Linked DNA regions of Homo sapiens: region 1 is linked to region 2. The links are chromatin loops, found by intact Hi-C in ENCODE. Cell type or tissue: ovary. All regions are shown on one strand. Links, peaks and the distances in the headings refer to the core of each region. The heading gives the core; the rest is flanking DNA.

Region 1 (10,075 bases), core at 1,007-9,006, 140 kb before region 2:
AAGCTGGTGTATTTGGGCCAGTCAATGGCCAAGCGCTTAGCTAAGGCATTGGGACCTTATTTGGCAACATGAAGAGCCTCTAATTCAAATATTTTTTTATAAGTTTCGACTCCTCCAGGATTTTCAGGCAGGAAGGAAAGACAAACGATAAAGATAGGATATGCAAGGGAAGGATCCAAGGCAACAGGCTGATTAATGCGGGTCAGGATAAAAACAACTCAATCAAAGGAGTGGACAGGAAGCAGAAACTGGGGACTGTCAGACAGCGGAGGAGGAGAAGACTCTGGTTCCAGAGGTCACGCCAGAAACAGATGTCCGCTGAATGCTCCTGACTCCCGTGGAAGGACACAGTTGCTGGCAGCCATCAACACAGAAACAGTGACCATCACCCTCAGTGAGTCTGCCATTTTCCCACCCATCCCCCCTTACCTCATTCACTTCTAGACTCATTTTTTTCTCTAGTCCTCCTTGTTTCCCACGCGGTTTTAGACAGAACCATTCATTCGATGGCTTGCATCCTGCTTTTTCCAGCCCAACCACTTCCCTTTCATCTACTCGACAGATTTAGCTCAGCATGTCATTTTTTTTCCTCTTTAGCCCTTGAGTTGTTCATCTATAAAACAGAACTGCCCTCTTGCTACATTCCCTTCCAGTTCTACAGTTCTCTGAATCCTCCAGTGCCCCATCCATCTCTCCCATCCCTTCTGATCTTCTTCCATGACCTAACCAAGTCCCCTTCTGGTCATTTCCTTTTAACTGGTGAAAGCCTACATACTGTTATACATTTAGGTTTCTATGTATATCTGGTATATCCAGCATGCAGCCTCGTACAGTTAAAATATATTGAGATGTTTATCTAACTTGTTTTAACTTTGGACTGTAAGCTCCTCATCAACATGGGCTAAATTATCACAGTGCCATGAAAAGTATGCTTATTGGAATTTTCTATATAGAGAGTGTATTAATTGGGGAGAAGAGAGCCTAGATTAGAAATCAGAGCTCTTGAGTGGGCTATTTACTAGTTAAGTGACTTTTAACCTCTTTAGGCTGGATTAATGTTTGATTTCTCTGCCTCCCCATGATGCAGAGAAGTGAATGTGAAAATAGACCAATCTACCTTTTCATATGAGAAGTCCTGTATCAGTGTGAATCTAATAATCATAATGAGCACCATGTTCAAGTGCCAAGTGGAATCAGGGAGTAAAGTACAGCCAGAGCTCTCAGAGCTGTTCTTTTTTTTTTTTGAGACGGAGTCTCGCTCCATCGCCCAGGCTGGAATGTGGTGGCGTGATCCCGGCTCGCTGCAACTTCTGCCTCCCGGGTTCAAGCGATTCTCCTGCCTCAGCCTCCCGAGTAGTTGGGATTACAGGCATATGCCACCACGCCTGGCGAATTTTTGTATTTTTAGTAGAGACCTGGTTTCACCACGTTGGCCAGGATGGTCTCGATCTCCTGAACGCATGACCTGCCCGCCTCAGCCTCCCAAAGTGCTGGGATTACAGGCATGAGCCACCGCGCCCAGCCGGCATTGCATGTTATATGGGGATTATGTTTGCAAATCAGTCAAAACTGCTCTGGAAGTGACTGTAGATCACACGTGAAGGGCAGGATACCCTATGTAGTGTTACTATGGAACATTAAATGTGTTCCATCCAAAACTAAGATGCTTATATTCGTTCCTCTAAGACATCTTTAGTCAGAGTTTCTCAACAGCCTTTATTTAATTCCATTTCACCTGTAAGGATATCTTTTTAGCTAGTATTACCTATGAGTTCGGCCACATGAAAAACGTCTTTTGGTTCTTTCTCAAAGTTGGAAAACCCTTCAAATATCCCACAAAGTATTCCAACAGGCGGTATCAGCACACACCCATTGTTTTATCATTTTATTATATATTTTGCCAATCCACTATAATTGATTTCTCATAAATTTTATGTGTACACATTAAAGGCATGGATGATATAGCTCCACAGTAACAGAAGTAAAAATGAATTGATAGCATAACTCAACCTTCTCAAGGCCTTACTGACCTGTGGGCAGAAATGCAACATCAATGAAAATCACGCAAATTCCAGCGGCTCTCACAATGCTGAAAATTTCTACAGTGTGCTTCTAAAGTATTTCTGGTGGTCTCTAGGGAGAGGCCTCACAGGTGCCCATGAGCAAGACTGCCCTTGTTGGTGGCTGCCCCCATATACTTCCTCGTGCATGGAAGGGCCTCATCTCTATGCAAATTCTTGCAGGTGCATCATCCCCATCAGTGCTCCTGAACAGGTGTGTGTAGCTGGCATCACTGCTACGGTAGTAAGAACCATTAATGGAATTATGAATCTTGCTTATATATTGTCGCATGCCTTGCCAAACCTCTTCACATTTGATTATGTCAGGAGGTGAATAATTAAGCAGGATAAGGGTTCGGATAAAGGTGAAGGTCATGACGATCTCATTAGACCATCAAAGGGTCCAAATATTAATATGGGAACAGTACAATAAATACAGGACTTTTCATAAAAGTAATAACTATATGGCCGGGCACGGTGGCTCACGCCTGTAATCCTAGCACTTAGGGAGGCTGAGGCGGGTGGATCACGAGGTCAGGAGATCGAGACCATCCTGGCTAACACGGTGAAACCACATCTCTACTAAAAATACCAAAAAATTAGCTGGGCTTGGTGGTGGGCACCTGTAGCCCCTGTTACTCGGGAGGCTGACGCAGGAGAATTGCTTGAACCTTGGAGGCAGAGGTTGCAGTGAGCCAAGATCGTGCAGCTGCACTCCAGCCTGGGTGACACAGCCACACTCTGTCTCAAAAAAAAAAAGTAATAAATATATAATCAAGTATTATTTAAAATGTCAAGTTGATGGGTGCAGCACACCAACATGGCACATGTATGCATATGTAACAAACCTGCACATTGTGAACATGTACCCTAGAACTTAAAGTATAATAAAAAAAATTTAAAAAATAGATAATAAATATACACACGAGTATAATAAAATACAGAACTTTTCCTTCGGTAACACTCAGTAGTGTCTTAACAGATGCCCCTCCTGACTTTAAACATAGAGTTACCTCATTTAGCTAGAAAGATACTTGAAGTTTGAAGAAAAGCGTATTGCACATTTTATTTTAAAAAGTCACTAACATTCTGTTTTAAGTAAGTTTACCTTAGGCGTCCCAGTGTTTGGGGCATGCTTCTGAATGCTCGAATTGGGGGAATATTTTCCTCAAGTGGGTATTTATTTTTACCCTCCTCTGGGCTCATATTTCTTCTTTCAGAGAGCGCACAGGGATGAATTTGTCTGTTTGTTTCTTGTTTTTGGATTGTCCAGTGGAGAGGCAATACAGGTTTGACTCAGGGGACAGGAATGGCCTCACCATTCCTTGGAGGTAAGTGGGTCCCCTGATTGAGGGGAGTTTCTGTCTTGGCCAAGGGGCACCTGGACAAAGTCTTGATTTTCTTCCTGAAGCAACTGGATCTGCTGTCTTTCCCAGCACATCTGCATGTGGAATCCATCCCAGTTCCATATCCCTGCCCTCTCCTCTCAACAACATCTTGAAGGAGTCCTTTCTCTCATAGCTCAGGGGCAGGGGGCATTTTTGCAGACGGAGAGCTAGAGGTAGACAGGCTTGCTGAGGGCTGAATAGGTCTTGCCTTAGGATCCTGAGAGAAAAGGTGTTCCCAGAGCTGCCTCGTTTCCTTGGAAGACCTGTTCTTATGGGTCTTTTCTTTTCATTCTTTAGACTGAAGATTCTTCCTGGGCCCAAGGGAAAGGTAAGTGGAAACATTCTGAACAACACCCATTTTGGCATCCAGGACTCATTCGGCAACAAACAGGTGCTTTTACCCAAAGATATGGATGGGAGGACAAGAGAGGACCTGGGTTCTACCTATCGTCTATCTAACATCTATCTATCTATCTATCTATCTATCTATCTATCATCTATCTATTTATCTATCCATCCACCTATATATCTGTCTATCTGCCTATCCATCCATCCATCCATCCATCCATCCATCCATCCATCCATTAAGGAGTGGGAAAGGATAGAGATGGAAGAATGTTTTGTTTTGTTAACACAAATGCTGTCGAAAATTCTTTAGGGTGAGAGCAACACAATTGCAGAGTTACTGTTAGCATCAAGATGTGAGAATGTATTGTTGGGTTATAAATTTTACATTCTTAAGCATCAGACCAGTTCTAAAGAATCTTTTTATTTCCTCACAAGGTTCTTGCCTTACCTGACATTTTATGACAACAAAACTATGGTGGATGCTTATGTACAAGCTCCACAGTCCTTTGAGTCAGAATTCTGATTCTTAAACACACACACACACACACACACACACACACACACACACACACCTTAATAAAGATAAATGAATTAAAAGAATTAAATATTTGGAGATCATTATAAACAGGAGATGTATGGATGGCAGATAAATAATTCTTAAATCACATGAAACTTGCTTAAGTAACTAATTTACAATGCTGAGAAAGGCTTAGTCATCCACTTTAAAAAATTAAACCTTTCATAAAGAACACCAAATAAAGCAAGGGTTGAATAGCTACTGGACTTCTTAACCAACACCTTCATCCGAGTAGTTTTAGCTGGATGGTCTCTTCTCAGGATGCTCCAAGCCCAGGTCAGTTCTACCCTCTGCATTAGTGTGCTAGGGCTGCCATAGCAAAATGCCACAGACTGGGGTGGCTTAAGCAACAGAAATGAATTTTTCTCACAGTTCTGGAGGCTGGAAGTCCAAGATCAAGGTGTCAGCAGGTTCAGCTTCTCTGGAGGCCTCTCTCCTTGGCTTGCAGATGGCAGCCTTCTTGCTATGTCCTTACGTGGCCTTTCCTCTGTGCACGCTCATCCTTGCTGTTTCCTCCTCTTCTTATAAGGACACCAGTCAGGTTGGATTAGAGCCCACCCTAGTGACTGCATTTTAAATTACTCATCTCTTTAAAGGCCCTATCTCCAAATAGATCACATTCTGAGGAACTAGGGCTTATGCCTTCAACACATAAACATTGTAGGGAAACACCATTTAATCCATAACACCTCGTAAATGCTCTCCTGCAGCTTGTACTCATTTGGACTTGAGGTGCTCTCTGTGCCATTAGTTACCTTTGAACAAAGCTTGGCCTGCCAAGTCCAGGATATGTGCTCACTGATTAACTTAATTAATTTTTTAAGTGGATGACTAAGCCTTTCTCAGCGTTGTAAATTAGTTACTTAAGCAAGTTTCATATGATTTGAGAATTATTTATCTGCCGTCCATACCTCTCCTGTTTATAATGATCTCCAAATATGTGTTTTAAAAACCCCAGCAAAAGTCAAACGCATCATCTCTCGACAACTTTTTCTTTCGCTATTCATGTCCTCATTTCCTGTGAAAATAGGCTCTCATTTGAGACACCCTCTAAACTGGACTAGATCTGTCTGAATGTGGAGAACATAATCATCTTTCAGCCACTTCCTTATTCCCTTTTTTTTTTTTTTTTTTTTTTTTTTGAGAAGGTATCTCACTCTGTTGCCTAGGCTGGAGTGCGGTGGTGCGATCTTGGCTCACTGCAACCTCTGCGTCCCAGGTTAAAGCGATTCTCCTGCCTTAGCCTCCTGAGTAGCTGGGACTACAGGGGCCTGCCACCACACCCAGGGAATTTTTGTATTTTTTTAGTAGAGATGGGGTTTCACCATGTTGGTCAGGCCGGTCTCGAACTCCTGACCTTGTGATCCTCCCGCCTCAGCCTTCCAAAGTGCTGGGATTACAGGCATGAGCCACCGCACCCGGCCACCACTTCCTTATTCTACATGGAACCAAGTACTCTGTTATTTTGATATCTGGTACTCTTTGAAGTGTATTTGCTCATCCTTCACTGCTTCATCCTCTGTGTTTGCCTCCCTAGACCTTGACATAGAGTCAGCAGTGCCCCTGCGTTGGGGGATCCATACTTCCAGTACCGCAATTGTCATATTGGGTGGTTTGAGTTTCCACCTTTGTGCTCTCAGCAGATGCGATCCTCTTCAAACCAAGTGGTAATAATGATGGGCATGGGAGAAGTGAAGGGAGAATAAAAGGGGGCATAGCACTATAACACAGATAGATGGGTAGACTGCGGCCCAGAGCACGGAGTGACTAATGTTCAGGGAGCCTGTCGTGGCATAAAAGGGACTAGGAAATAGGAATTAAATGATCTCCTAGAGTCTCCTCCAGCAATAGCTCGATAGCCCCAGCTTCAGACTTTTGGACATTTATCTAGTTCAGTGGTCTTCTCACAGTGTGTATAAAATTTTTCCAAAATAATGAGGTTCTTTATCAACATAAGAGATGATGAATATTTCATACTGAAATAATCTCTCAATTATATTTGTAATACAAACAAATGATGTGACATACAATTCTAGCCATAGGAAGTTGGCTGGAACTTGGATGAAAAGATCTATGTCAGGGCTGAGCTTGAGTCCCCAACCCCTTATTTTTTTATTTTTTATTTTTTTGACGGAGTGTCTCACTCTGTCACCCAGGCTGGGGTGCAGTGGCGTGATCTCGACTCACTGCAACCTCCACCTTGTAGGTTCAAGCAATTCTCCTGCCTCAGCCTCCCTACTAGCTGGAATTACAGGCACCCACCACGTCCGGCTAATTTTTTTGTATTTTTAGTAGAGATAGAGTTTCGTCATGTTGGCCAGGCAAGTCTCAAACTCCTGACCTCAGGTGATCTGCCCGCCTTGGCCTCCCAAAGTGCTGGAATTACAGGCATGAGCCACTGCGCCCAGCTGAGTCCCCACCTCTATAGGACCATGACCATTTGGGAGACTATGTGGTCTTTGCTTTCTCTGAAGGTGCTCAGAGATAAGGATGCCATGTGGTGTATGTTATTTTCTTTAACTGAGTCATAGCTTTGCATCTTTTCTTGTTCCAGAATCAAAGGGCCGATTATTTATTTTATTTTATTTTGTTTTATTTTTGAGACGGAGTCTCGCACTGTCGCCTGGGCTGGAGTGCAGTGGCGCGATCTCAGCTCACTACAACCTCTGCCTCCGAGGTTCAAGAGATTCTCCTGCCTCAGCCTCCCAGGTAGCCGGGATTACAGGCTAATTTTTTGGTATTTTTAGTAGAGATGGGTTTTCACCATGTTGGTCAGGCTGATCTCAAACTCCTGATCTCGTGATTCGCCCACCTCGGCCTCCCAAAGTGCTGAGATTACAGGCGTAAGCCACCACGGCCCGGTCAAAGGGCTGATTATTAACAGCGCCTCCCATCAGAATCTCATTGGCCAGCTAGCTGCCTCCACTTCTCACTCATCTTTGGAGAGTGCCTGAGGCGTATTGGGGTCTTACTTTTTGTGTTGCCCTACAGAAGGAAGGTAGGAGCTTCAGCAGAGAGAAGGGGTATGTAAAATTTTAGCATCCAGCATATATCATATATACAACATATACCAGAAGAAAGGGCTAATGAAACACTTGCAGTAATTCTTACTGCTTTCGTGATCTGCATTTTTTTTTTTTTTTTGAGATGGAGTCTTGCTCTGTCGCCCAGGCTGGATTGCAGTGGCGCGATCTCAGCTCACTGCAATCTCCGCCTCCTGCTTTCTAGTGATTCTCCTGTTTCAGCCTCCCGAGCAGCTGGGTTGACAGGCGGGTGCCACCACACCCGTCTAACTTGTATTTTTAGTAGAGATGGGGTTTCACCATGTTGGCCAGGCTGGTCTCAAACTCCTGACCTCAGGTCAGGTCTCCCAAAGTGCTGAGGTTACATGCATGAGCCACTGCACCCAGCCATTGTGGTCTGCCTCTTATAATTTCTTTATTTAATCTCTTCTAATCCTCAGTAGCTGCCTTGCTAGCCTACAGCCCGAAATTACAGACATGCTTTTATTTGCACATGAATTGCCCATCAAAGGAGCGCTAATTAGGTGTTAAGAAGACTCTACATGGACAAATAATGTTTTAATGAGATTTTCTCAAATTAATTCATCTTCAAAAACATGCTAAGATAGATTGGAGACCAAATAACTTATGTCAAAATAATTGTTTCTAAAAATTGAATCATAAAAGAACTGGAAAAAATATAGTGACTTAAATAACTGGGGAAGTCTTTTTAACAGAAAAAGCAGCCGGGCGCAGTGGCTCACGCCTGTAATCCCAGCACTTTGGGAGGCCGAGGTGGGCGGATCACGAGGTCAGGAGATGGAGACCATCCTGGCTAACACGGTGAAACCTCGTCTCCACTAAAAATACAAAAAAATTAGCCGGGCGTGGTGGTGGACGCCTGTAGTCCCAGCTACTCGGGAGGCTGAGGCAAGAGAATGGTATGAACCCAGGAGGCAGAGCTTGCAGTGAGCCAAGATCTCGCCACTGCAGTCCAGCCTGGTCGACAAAGCGAGACTCTGTCTCAAAAAAAAAAAAAAAAAAAAAAAGCAAAGGAAGAACTATAATAAGAAGAGCCAAGTTTGGATTGCATACAAATTTTAAATTTTCTCTACATCAGAAGCAAGCTAAGGAAGACATTTATGACATATATAGCTAATAAGCAGTTAACGTATGAACTGTAGTTTACAGATAAAAGGTAAATAGTAAAATAGAAAAGAGCATGAACAGAAAATTCATAGAAGAAACATAAACAGCACGAAACACAAAAAAGTTTTCTTTTTTTTTTAGACAGAGTTTCTCTCCGTTGCCCAGACTGGAGTGCAGTGGTGCGATCTTGGCTCACTGCAACCTCTGCCTCCTGGGTTCAAGCGATTCTCCCACCTCAGCCTCTCAAGTAGCTGGGATTACAAGCATGCGCCACCACGCCCGGCTAATTTTTGTATTTTTAGTGGAGACGGGGTTTCACCATGTTGCCCAGGCTGGTCTCGAACTTCTGATTTCAAGTCATCTGCCCGCCTCAGCCTCCCAAACTGTTGGGATTATAGGCGTGAGCCACCGCGCCTAGCCCACAAAAAAGTTTGGAATGAGTGATAACATTTCAAACTGGCTAAGCTTAAAAGTAATGAAATTATCTAACGCTGGGAAAGTGCAGGGCATGACCAGCGTTTTAATAATTTACTAGTGGGAGTGAAAATAAATGAATTTTGCTATACAATAAATTTGTATTATGTGGCAAAAGGCTTTAATATATTCATGGCCCAGAATTGATACATCTAGGAATTCATCTAGGAGAGTGATGAGCTAATAATTGGAAAAATGTTTATGATATAATTTCAGGTAAACAAAAGCAGGTTACAAAATAGTAGGTAGAATATGATTTCTATTATTATTGAAATATAAATTTTTTGAAAGACCAGATTGGAAGGATTGACTAAAAAATGTTAAGAATGGGTAGGTAGGCTAAGGGAATTTTTTTTCTTCTTTATGCTTTCCCGCTTTTTCATATGATTCTATATTGAGCCACATATTACTTATATAATAAAAAAGTTTGTGTTTTAAAAATAAGTGATTGCTGCATCTATCAAAGGGGCTAACATTTGTCAGATTAAGGTAGCAAACCAACCTAGTCTACCCTTAGGTTGGTGTAACAATGATCATTTTAGTTCTGATTATTTTTCCTTCAGTCTAGACCAGCACTGACTATTAGAAATTTCTATGAAGATGGACCGGGCGCGGTGGCTCACGCCTGTAATCCCAGGACTTTGGGAGGCTGAGGCGGGCAGATCACAAGGTCAGGAGATCGAGACCATCCTGGCTAACACGGTGAAACCCTGTCTCTACTAAAAATACAAACAAATTAGCTGGGTGTGGTGGCTTGAACCCAGGAGGCAGAGGTTGCAGTGAGCCGAGATTGCTCCATTGCACTCCAGCCTGGGCGACAGAGCGAGACCCCATCTCAAAAAAAAAAAAAGCATTAAGGAACTGAGGAGATAGTTTTTAACAGTAGAATGGACACGGCAGAAGACACGACGAATAAATACAACTACAGGTCAATAGAAAATATCCCTAGAAGTAAACAAGTTGTGAAATATTCATACCATGGAACACCTCTCAGAAAAACAAAAAACAAAAAAATACAAACCACTGGTACAACCTGAATGACTCATGTAGAAATTGTGTAAGTGACGAAAGCCAAGC
Region 2 (10,075 bases), core at 811-8,810:
CAGTACATCCTTCTGGCATCAGATATTGAGTCAGGCATGGGCATATAACTAACCAGAGACAGTGAGATGCAATCCTGACACTTTGGCTGGGACTCTTAAGAGAAAGCATTTTCTCTTTTCTGCTGAAATTGGAACCATGAAGAAGGCAGCCTGGATCTGCTGGTGACCGTCCTGCCAGCATGGGAAGAACCTGTCTGAGAATGGTGGTGACAGCAGAAACCAGAACCAGGAGAGGGAGAAATGAACTCTGGGACATTGTTGGAGCCCCTGGATTAAGCCATACCTGAAGCTAGCCCTACTCCTAGAATTTCAGCTATAAGAGCCAAGCAATTTCTATTTGTGCCACAATAATTTGTGCCAGGTCATCTACCTTTTGCATCTGGAAGAGTCTTGATGACATAGCTCATCACTATCTCCACCTCCTCTTCCCTGTGGCCAAGTTGAACTTCATGCTTTATTTTCCACAAAGTGTCATACAGCTGTAGAGAATCTCAGCCCAAGTGGTCCTTCCACCCTAAGCTAAAAAAAGAGGCACTAATTAGGTTTTCACTCTTTGGCTCTCCCATTGAACCACAAACCAGCAAGGACCTAATTATGCAGTGTCTGTCCTTTTAGACTCAAGTGACAATGATAGACTGACCTCAGAGAGAAGTGAAAAGCCCCCAGCCTCATCCTCGAAGCAACCAGATTCATTCATGGAGTGTGGTGGAAAGAGCATTGAGCCCTTTGGTTATATTCCTAGAACACTCTGGACTGGACCCACAGAGTCTTTTATCTCCCACTGAACTGGCTTCTATATAGCCCACTATGTCTACATGGGAGAATGCCTTGGGTAGATGATTCTAGTAATAATCCTTCTCCTCCCAGAACCTCTGGACTCATGCCTTGTAGCCTCCTTCCCCTTTCCATCTCTGACATTGTGCAATCCTAGAGTTCTCTATCCTGCTGTGTCCAGGTCAAAACTATTGGAGAAATCTGGTGTAATCAAAGGGACTCCAGTTTAAGTACCAACTCCTACTCACACTTCCTGCCCTCAGTATCCTCATCTGTATTGTGCAGATAATAACATCTCCATCAATGAAATAATGATGGCAGAGTCTAGCATGGTGCACGGTTCATAAGTGTTTATTCTCACGTTTGCTCTCCACACAGAGGAGTGCTCTTTGGCAGTGGTGATTGTGTCATCTCTGTGGCTAAAGTGGGGTCTGGAGGCATCACCACAATACCAGCAACTAGAGACTCCTCAGCCTCAAGAGGTTGCAGACAGGTCAGTCAAGAATCCAGGGTATCCATGCATTTTTCTGACCTCATCTTGGAACTTGAGGCTGGAGAATAAATGGGCCTTCAAAGCAACAAATCCAGGGATCTTGGAGAATGCACTGATGGAGTTCCTGGGTATCCCAGGCCCTGGAGCTTTGAGGAGGCAGTTGGGGGCCGGTGGGTAGCCCTTGCCTGACCTCTGCTCATCAGCTGGCTGCCCTTGGGCAAGCTGCTTCCTGTCATTGGGACTCCTTTTCCTTGTCTCTAAAACAAGGGGCTTTAGGGCCATCTATGGCTCTGCCTTCACCTCATACTATATTGAAGCTGAATTCATCATTGTTCCCTGAAACCCCAAAGACTCTCTGTATTTCTCATCTCCATAGATGGCATTGCTATTCACCCACTGCCCAAGCTACAGGCCTGGCTGCCATTCCTGCCCTCTCTCCTCCTGCCCCCTCAGCCAGCCAGGTGGATGCTACCTCCTAAATGTGTCCTCACTGGATCTGGTCCTCTCCATCCCATTGCCTTTCCCCTGGCCCAGGCCATCTGAGTGGCTGCAAAAGCTTATTCATCGGGCTCCCTGACTCCAGGGAGCCCCCAGTTGCTCCTCTCTGACTTATTTTAGCCTGCTGGGGACTTCTCTTACAAACATAAACCCCTCCTACTTCCAACTCCACAGTGGCACCGCTGTCCCCATGGTGAGCCCCCAAGTGCTTACCACAGGCTGCAGGGAGGGCTTTGCGTGGTCCAGCCCCCGCCTACCTTTTAGATTCAGCTCACACTTTGCTCTCCCTCCTCCTTCTACCCTCCAGCCACCCCGACCTTCTCCTGGAACTCGAGATGGTCATTCATGCCTCAGCGGCTCTGTGTTGGCCGCCTTCTGTTTGAGACTTCCCCACCCCGACCCCGTCCCCCGCCTCGTGTGCAGTGGTTCTGAATTTAAATCTCCCTTCGTCAGGGATGTGGTCCCTGATCCCCCCTGACAAGTCAGCCCCTTCCACTGTGTCCTCCCCTGGTGCTCTGCACGTTTCCATGGTAACCTGGGCCACTGGTCATGGCTCCTTCCAGGTTCATTGTCCCCTCTGGACCATGAGCTCCATGACAGCAGGACCGCATTAGACTCATTCCGCACCAAAGCAGCCCAGCCTAGGGCTGCCATCGCAACACAGCCTTGTCTTTGAGGTGTGACTGATAGAAATCATTTCCTTTTCCAGTTGAAGGATGACCAGCAGCCACGTGCCCAGCTCAGCTTGCGTTTATTGGAAACTGCTTACCCAGCACTCCACAAAGGAGCTTACAGCGGGGTGACACTTAGGACTCCTATGGCCTAATCCTGGGATTAGCACAGGGCCATGGGCTGGTGGACAGAGGGAGGGGTGGGACCGGGCATGATGGGAGGGAATGCTGAAGACCCAGGAAGAAGGAACCAGTGGGTCACTACAGATGCTTCAGTTTGGCAGGGAGCTGTGCTGTGGGCTTGTGTGCAGGCCTTTCTCTTGGCCCTGGGGTGGATGTGTGTGTGTGTGTGTGCGCGCGCGTGTGTGTGCATGTGTGTGTGTGTGCACAGGCGCTCACGGGTGTCATGTGAGTGGTAGGTGGAGGGAGGACAGCTGAACAGTTGGCATCAGGCGTTCTTCATCTTTTCCTTCACTTTTTGAGGCTCAAACTGGATCAGTCGCAGAATTTCCTTATTGGCCAGTGTCCCCTCAATGAATTCTTTCTCTGTAAGTTTATCTGTGCATTGGGAAAAAATATATACGTACATAAAACAGTCAGGATTGATAGCCAAGTGAGCTGCGATGAGGCTGACATCTAGCCAGTATCCCCAGTGTGAATGTATCTATTATAAGAATATTGAATACTCAGTGGCCCTGAGTATTCAATATTCCCCCACCCCAGTCCAGATACCCACCTCCTTTCCCATGACCCTTGGAGCTCCCTGCAGACCAGCAAAGAGCGGTGAATGACTGGCACTGGGGGGGCCCCCAAGATGCCAGTCTTGTGCTATGTGTCTCTTCCGATTGGCCGGTGCCCCTGCCTTGCTGGTTATTAAATACTTCAATAATTAATAACTATTAATTGTTATTCTATTTTCTATAGTAGCTCAAGTTTCAAGGATCAAGTTCAGGAGGAGCTTCTGGGGGTCTGAGCATAGCAAAACAATCTGGATGTCAGGCCCAGAGTCTCAGCTGAGAAGCAGGGAACAACATCCCTCCAGAAATAGGAGTGAGAAGTGAAGGGCCCAATGAGATCATGCCAGGGGGAGTGTGGCTTGCAGAGAGGTCTCTTTGGCACCTGCAGCACACAGGCAGCCCCATGATTCCTGGCTGACAACTCCGCCATGATCCCTTCCTATGCATCCATCCCTGCGTCCCCCAGTCTCATCTGCCTCCTTATTTGGGATCAGGACTGAGAGACAGCCTTGTTGCGCCCACACCTGGTTTTCCGGTGTTTTTAATCAGGTGGCTAACTGTATTCAGATCAGTCCAGTTAAATGCATGGTCCTGAGCCCAGATGCCACTGTGCTTGGAGCCAAGGCCACCACAGGGAGCGGAGGCGGGGTGTACAATAGAAGAGAGTGAGATGAAGTCCCTCCCTGGGAAACTGTTGACCTGGCGGGGAAGGCAGTCACACGCAGAAATACCTCTAGCATGAGACAGATGCTCCTTTCTGTTGTATGTTCACAGTGCCTAGCACAGAGTCGGTGCTCAACAAAGCTTTGCTGAACTGAATGTGATTTCTGACTTATGCTCTGGGCCTTTTGGATACCTTTAATCCCTTCTGGGTTAGGATCCAGGATGGCTTCCTCCGCAAGTCTGGGTGGTAAAATTTGGGTTTTAACATCCCAGCCACCCCACAGAGAGCTCACAGAGAGCTTGAAACTCCCACCATCAAAGCCTGACTCTGCCCTGAGGCATTGTCTCCAGATGGGCCGCGTGGAAACACGTACAACACATCACGAACAGGAGTAACACGTCGACCTCGGGGCTTCTGACGTCATCCCCTCCCGGGATGTTCACCAGGGAGGTTTTCAGATGAGCAAAAAGCAGAACACAGGGCTCGACACATGAACGGACCCAGAGGGAGGTCGCGAAGCCAGTTAAGGAGCCAGTGGGGCAAAGTGCCAAAAGAAGGCATCTTGGTAGCCAGTGTCTGTGCAAGGAGGAGAGAGTGCTCAAAGGTGAGGGGCCAATCCGGGCCGATGAGGGAAAGGTGGGTAAAGTACCAAGGCGCGAATTTAAGGAGGCGCTCACTTTCAGGTCCTGTGAGTGCATTGTTGACCCCTGAGAACGAGCGCCTCCTTAAATTCTGTGTCCTATGTTCCTCCTACCCCAATGACCTTCATGCTTCTCTTATTTCATCATTTGTTGGCAGATTAGGAGGAGCAGGGTCATCTCTCTCTGCCCTTATTTAGCATCCTGCTCAGCTTTTTCTTCTTGAACCTTGGCAGAAGACTGCCTCCAGAGGTCACCAAAGGGGTTAATACAGGACCCTTGGATGTGTTTGGGCCATGCTGTGTTTTATCAGTTGAGACACACTGGATTTTTAAAGTCTTCATGGCTGGCTTCTCTTAAAAAAAAATCAGATGATGTCTCAACCACGGGTTCCATAGCCCCACATGGAATATGCTGGAAGCCATCAGACCAGAGGTGCACCCTCTGCTGTTTGCCAATCCCCACTGCTTGTAGATGACTGTCCACATAACTCGTTTTCATCATTCCTGCCCCTCCAGCCATATGTGTTTGCAGCCCCAGCCTAATACCAGCTCCTTTACCGCATCCTTGTGCTGGCCGTAAGCATCACAGACACACAGCCCCAGCAGCCGAGTGCTGGAGTCCATCACTGCCTACAGTGCAGGATCACACTTCCTGGGGGCTGCTTCCAGCCACTGACTGACAGGGCAGGGGCACCAAGACTGACAGGGGCACTGAGGACACCCCATCGACTCTGTCAACACTTCCTCAGACTGCACTGCAGTCTCGGGCATTACTTACCTAATCTTCCTTTCTTTCCTAACCTTCCTTTCTTTCCTAACCTTCCTTTCTTTCCCTCTCTCCCTGCCAGGGGTCAGATCTGCTTGGCAGTCTGATAGCTTTCCCAGCCTCCTCTCGATCCCAGCCTGTTTTCCTTCTTCAGCCTTTCCTCCCATAAATCTCTTGCAATCTCATTTAAATCTAATCCTATCTTGGTGGTGTTTCTCAGAGGACCCAAACCAACTTCCCAAAGTAAAACCATAGAAATACAGATCCCACTGACTTGGGACTCGATATTAATTCAAAGCTAGGGTGAGCTGAAGTTTGCTCTTGTTCTAATTGCACAGAAAACAGTTTTGGCTCCTGCTCACCCTTAAGGCCATTCCCCTGTCCAACCCTTCAAACAGCTCTGAAAATGCACAATGGAATGAGGTGTCCCCCATCCTGCCTGGACACTGTGACTCAGAAGAATAAATCTTGTTGGGATTTCCAGGAAACAGCCCATGGTTGAAAAATCAAAGGCAATGAAGGAAAAGGAATTCACCATCATCATTCTTTCCAAAGTACTTCCAGATCTTCTCGGCTCGCTTTTCCGGCGTGTTTTCATCGTCTGGAAGGAGCTTCACGTCCTCGGGAGTGATCATTTTGAAAATAGCCTGTACCAAACAGAAAGAAAGAACTCGTTAGGAGGAACTTTAAGGGGCTGGCAACCCTGGAAAATCCACATCTTACACTGTACACAAAAATCTACTCAAAATGGATTAAAGACTTAAACATAAGACCTCAGACCGTCAAACTGCTGGAGGAAAACGTAGGGGAAAAGCTTCTTGGCACTGGTCTTGACGATAATTTTTTGGATATGACACCAAAAGCAAAGGCAACATAAACCAGAATAAACAAGCAGGATAGCATCACACTAAAGAGCTTCTCCATGTCAGAGGAAACAATGAACAAAATCAAAATGTAACTTATGGAATGGGAGAAAACATTCGCAAACCATTTGCGTTCTGCCTCCCCGGAGACACCTGTGAGCAGGTCAGGCAGGGGCAATAATGGCTGTGAAATTATCCTGGAGGGAAGGTCGACAGCTTTGAGAAGTTTCCCTTCAGCCCCCTGGTGCTGGATAAAGGAGTAAAGAGGCCAAAGCCACAGCCCAGGGCAGCAGCGTCGCTGGCAGCACTCAAAGCCCTGAGCTGGACGCCAGTGTAGGTGGCTCCTACACTCCTATCCATCTGTGCAGGGCCTTGGGCACCATGTGCAGGTGTGCCAGCTAGAAGCTGGCAGTGAGTGCCTGCCCACCCCACTTCCAACACGGAGGGACAGACCTCCAGAGCCTCAGGAAAGACTGCAAAAATAATCAAATCCTCACCCTGGGCCCAGGAAGGTTATATGGTTTTCCCACAGCAACACTGCTAGTTGGAGTCAGAGCTGGGACTAGAACCCTTCACTTTTAACTCCCTCAGTCAGTGCTCTGCCCATGAACTTGTAATCTGGTGAATAGCAGAGCCTTCTGCCACCTTGCACAGCCCCAGCCATTGATGGAGTCTCCCTCCCTCCCTTTCCTTTCTTCTTTCTTCCTTTCTCTCCTCCTTTCCTTCTCCTCCCTCCCTTCCTTCTCTCCTTCCCCTTGCTTCCCCCTCTTTCCTTCCTGACTCCTACCTTCCCTCTCTCCCTCCCTCATTTCCCCCTCCTCCCTTTCCTCCTCCTTTTATTCAATGAGTATCAATTTGTAGGCTTCTGCTGGGCCCTGCATTGTTTATGCCACTCTGAAGACTTAGTCCCTGTCCCAGGCCACCCAGAGACCCCACAGCCAATCCGAGGGAGCTTTCTCTGCAGGCTGTGCCAAGATAACAATGAGAGAGACACATGCCTGCCAGAATGGGAGGCCCGAGCTGAGCATTGAGGATAAGCCCATGGACCACAAGCTGCATGCTCTGCTGTTTTATTTATGATTTCTCCTAATAACTGTGGAAGATTTTTGTGCATTTGTCATCATGCAAATGAAAGCATGATTGCCAATGCACACAAAGTTATTAACATCTAAACAATAGTCTCTACTAACAGGAATGGAATTAGAAGAATAAGGTAAGTGGCAGGGGCAGGGGGACTGAAAAAGAATAAATTAAAAAAAAATCAAATGAAGGAAATTAGAACTGGTATAATAGGAAAGAAATGGAAACAACCTAATGTCCAAAAACATAGGAATGTTCAATAATTTCCACATTTCCATAAGCCAGAATTCCAAGCAGCTATTAAAAGAGTTTTGGAAGAGGTTGGGTGCGGAAGCTCACGCCTGTAATCCCAGCACTTTGGGAGGCCGAGGCGGGCAGATCACCTGAGGTCAGGAGTTCGAGACCAGCCTGGCCAACATGGTGAAACCCCGTCTCTACTAAAATACAAAAATTAGCTGGGCAGGTGCCTGTAATCCCAGCTACTCGTGAGGCTGAGGCAGGAGAATTGCTCAAACCCAGGAGGGGGAGGTTGCAGTGAGCTGAGATCACGCCACTGCACTCCAGCCTGGGCGACAAGAGCAAAACTCTGTCTGAAGAAAAAAAAAAAGTGTTTTGGAAGAATATGTAATGATATGGAAAGCACTCATGATAAAAGAGTAACTGAAAAATGTATGATAAAAAATCGTATGTGAATATGTCATAGCTTTAACATTATTTAAAATTATATAGGTAAAAGACTGAAAAGGTATATACTGATATACTAAGAAAAGTTTTCCCTGGATGTTGGAATTAGAGGCAATTGTTAGTCTCTTTTGCCTAGGTTTCTAAATTTCATGAGTTACTTTTATATCAGATAAACCATTTTCAAGACACCTACGAGGTTAGTGGAAAAGTAATTATGGTTTTTGCCATTACTTTCACAACAAAGGATCTGACAGGAGGACAGTATGGACAGGGGAGAAGGCGTGTTGGGAACCATATGGAAGCCTGTGCGCCTCACAGGGAAACTGTCAGGAGCCGGGGAGCCACGCCGCGCGTGGGAAGCGGGGGCTCATGCGTGGTGCCATGATCCGCCCCGCGCTGGGGAGAACATGAGGACTAGAACTCAGAGTTCATGCCCCCAACTTTGACCTCTTTCTACTTTATATTAGAAGCATATTGTGTGTTTAGAATGAACAGTGATTCAACTTGAATGTGTACTGCTGAAAATTTCAAAGGACATTTTAATAAAGGAAGGAAGAAACAAAGGATGGAGAGAAAGAAAAAATGTAAATATAGTCACGTGTCGCTCAGAGACAGGAATACATTCCGAGAAACACATCTTAAGGCAACTTCTATGTGGGAACATCATAGAGCATCCTTGCACGAACACAGATGGTAGAGCCGACTACATCCCTGAGCTCCATGGTCCAGCCTTTTGCTCCTAGGCTACAAACCTGTGCAGCACGTGACTGTCCTGAATGTTGCAGGCAGTTGTCACACGATGGTAAGTATTTGTGCATCTAAACATAGCTAAACATAGAAATCATGCAGTAAAAATACAGTATAAAGATAAAAAATGGGCCGGGCACAGTGGCTCATGCCTGTAAATCCCAGCACTTTGGGAGGCTGAGGCTGGCGGATCGCTGGAGGTCGGGAGTTTGAGACCAGCCTGACCAACATGGTGAAACCCCGTCTCTACTAAAAATACAAAAATTAGCTAGGCATAGTGGTGCACACCTGTAATCCCAGCTACTCGGGAGGCTGAGACAGGAGAATTGCTTGAACTCGGGAGGCAGAGGTTGCAGTGAGCCAAGATCGCACTATTGCACTCCAGCTCTGGGCTACAGAGTGAGACTCCATCTCAAAAAAATAAAAAATAAAAAACCAAGATACAAAATGGTAGACCTGTCTAGGGCACTCACCATGAGTGGAGCTTGCAGGACTGGGAGTTGCTCTGGGTGAGTCAGTGAGTGAGTAGTGAGTGAATGTGAAGAACTAGGACATTACCGTACACAACTACAGACTTTACGGATACACTTAGGCTACACTAAATGCATTTGAAAAATAAAGTAACTGTGCTATGACGTCACTAGGCAGTAGGAATTTTTCAGCTCCATTACAATCTTATGGGACCACAGTGGTCTATATCGTCCGTTGTTGACCCAAACATCGTGAAGCCAAGCATAACATGGCTGTATTAGGAAACACTCAGATTCTGCTCCGGGAAGACAACGAAGCTGTGGGCAAGTGCCCACCCCTCTATCAATATCAGCATCTCGGAGCACCACGCTCTCAGAGCCAGTGGCCCGCATCCCCCGCTCCACCCACAGATCCACTCCCTCTGCAGCAGCTGCAGCAGGGGACCCCCAGCCCGGAGCGACCCCGGCACCGCCCAGCCAGAAGGGGAGAGGGGAGACTGACCATGACGATCTCCAGCACTTCATTCTTGCTGATGGTCCCGTTACCGTCCACGTCGTAGAGGGAGAAGGCCCACTCCAGCTTCTGGTTGGTCTTGCCCGCGGTGGTCATGTGCAGGGCGATGACGTACTCCTTGAAGTCCAGGGTGCCGTCGAGGTTGGAATCGAAGCTGCGGAACACATGCTGGGCGTAGGCCTTGGGGTCGGTGTCGGGGAAGAACTTGGCGTAGATGCTCTGGAACTGCTGCTGGGTGATGCGGCCGGTGGGACAGTCCTTCAGGAAGGACTGGTACCAGGAGCACAGCTCCTCCTCCGAGAACTTGGTGTTCAGCTGCAGCTCCTCCAGGATCTCCTTGGACAGGGCCCCACTTTTGCTGTTCCCCATGAGTGAGGAAGAGTGGGCAGCGGCTGGGGAGTCGCTGGGTGGGTGGGACGTGCGTGGTCCCCTGGCCGCAGGCTGGGCTCAAGGCTGGTGTGAGCTGAAGACCGA

Evidence for each region. A loop is a pair of places that touch in the nucleus more often than their neighbours do. Peaks named below come from ENCODE experiments on the same cell type or tissue, not always from the same donor. Only the 100,000 strongest peaks of a DNase experiment are listed, where the experiment ranks them.
Region 1: it touches region 2 in a loop (2.5-fold over the local background); 1 of 110 quality-filtered maps calls a loop at or near these places.

What each region holds. Positions count from the first base shown.
Region 1 is chr17:9,750,349-9,760,423 of GRCh38, forward strand. No RefSeq gene overlaps it. Among named protein-coding and RNA genes, the nearest start is that of DHRS7C, 36 kb to the right of the region's middle. In ovary, for the core only: no CTCF peak of the experiment used is centred there; no DNase peak of the experiment used is centred there.
Region 2 is chr17:9,895,211-9,905,285 of GRCh38, forward strand. RCVRN (recoverin) reads right to left here and starts at 10,061. Exons shown (of 3, transcript NM_002903.3): 1 at 9,590-10,061; 2 at 5,779-5,890; 3 at 1,110-2,994. The coding sequence starts at 9,970. The coding sequence ends at 2,885. RefSeq lists an enhancer at 3,838-4,339. In ovary, for the core only: no CTCF peak of the experiment used is centred there; a DNase peak (open chromatin) is centred at 4,261.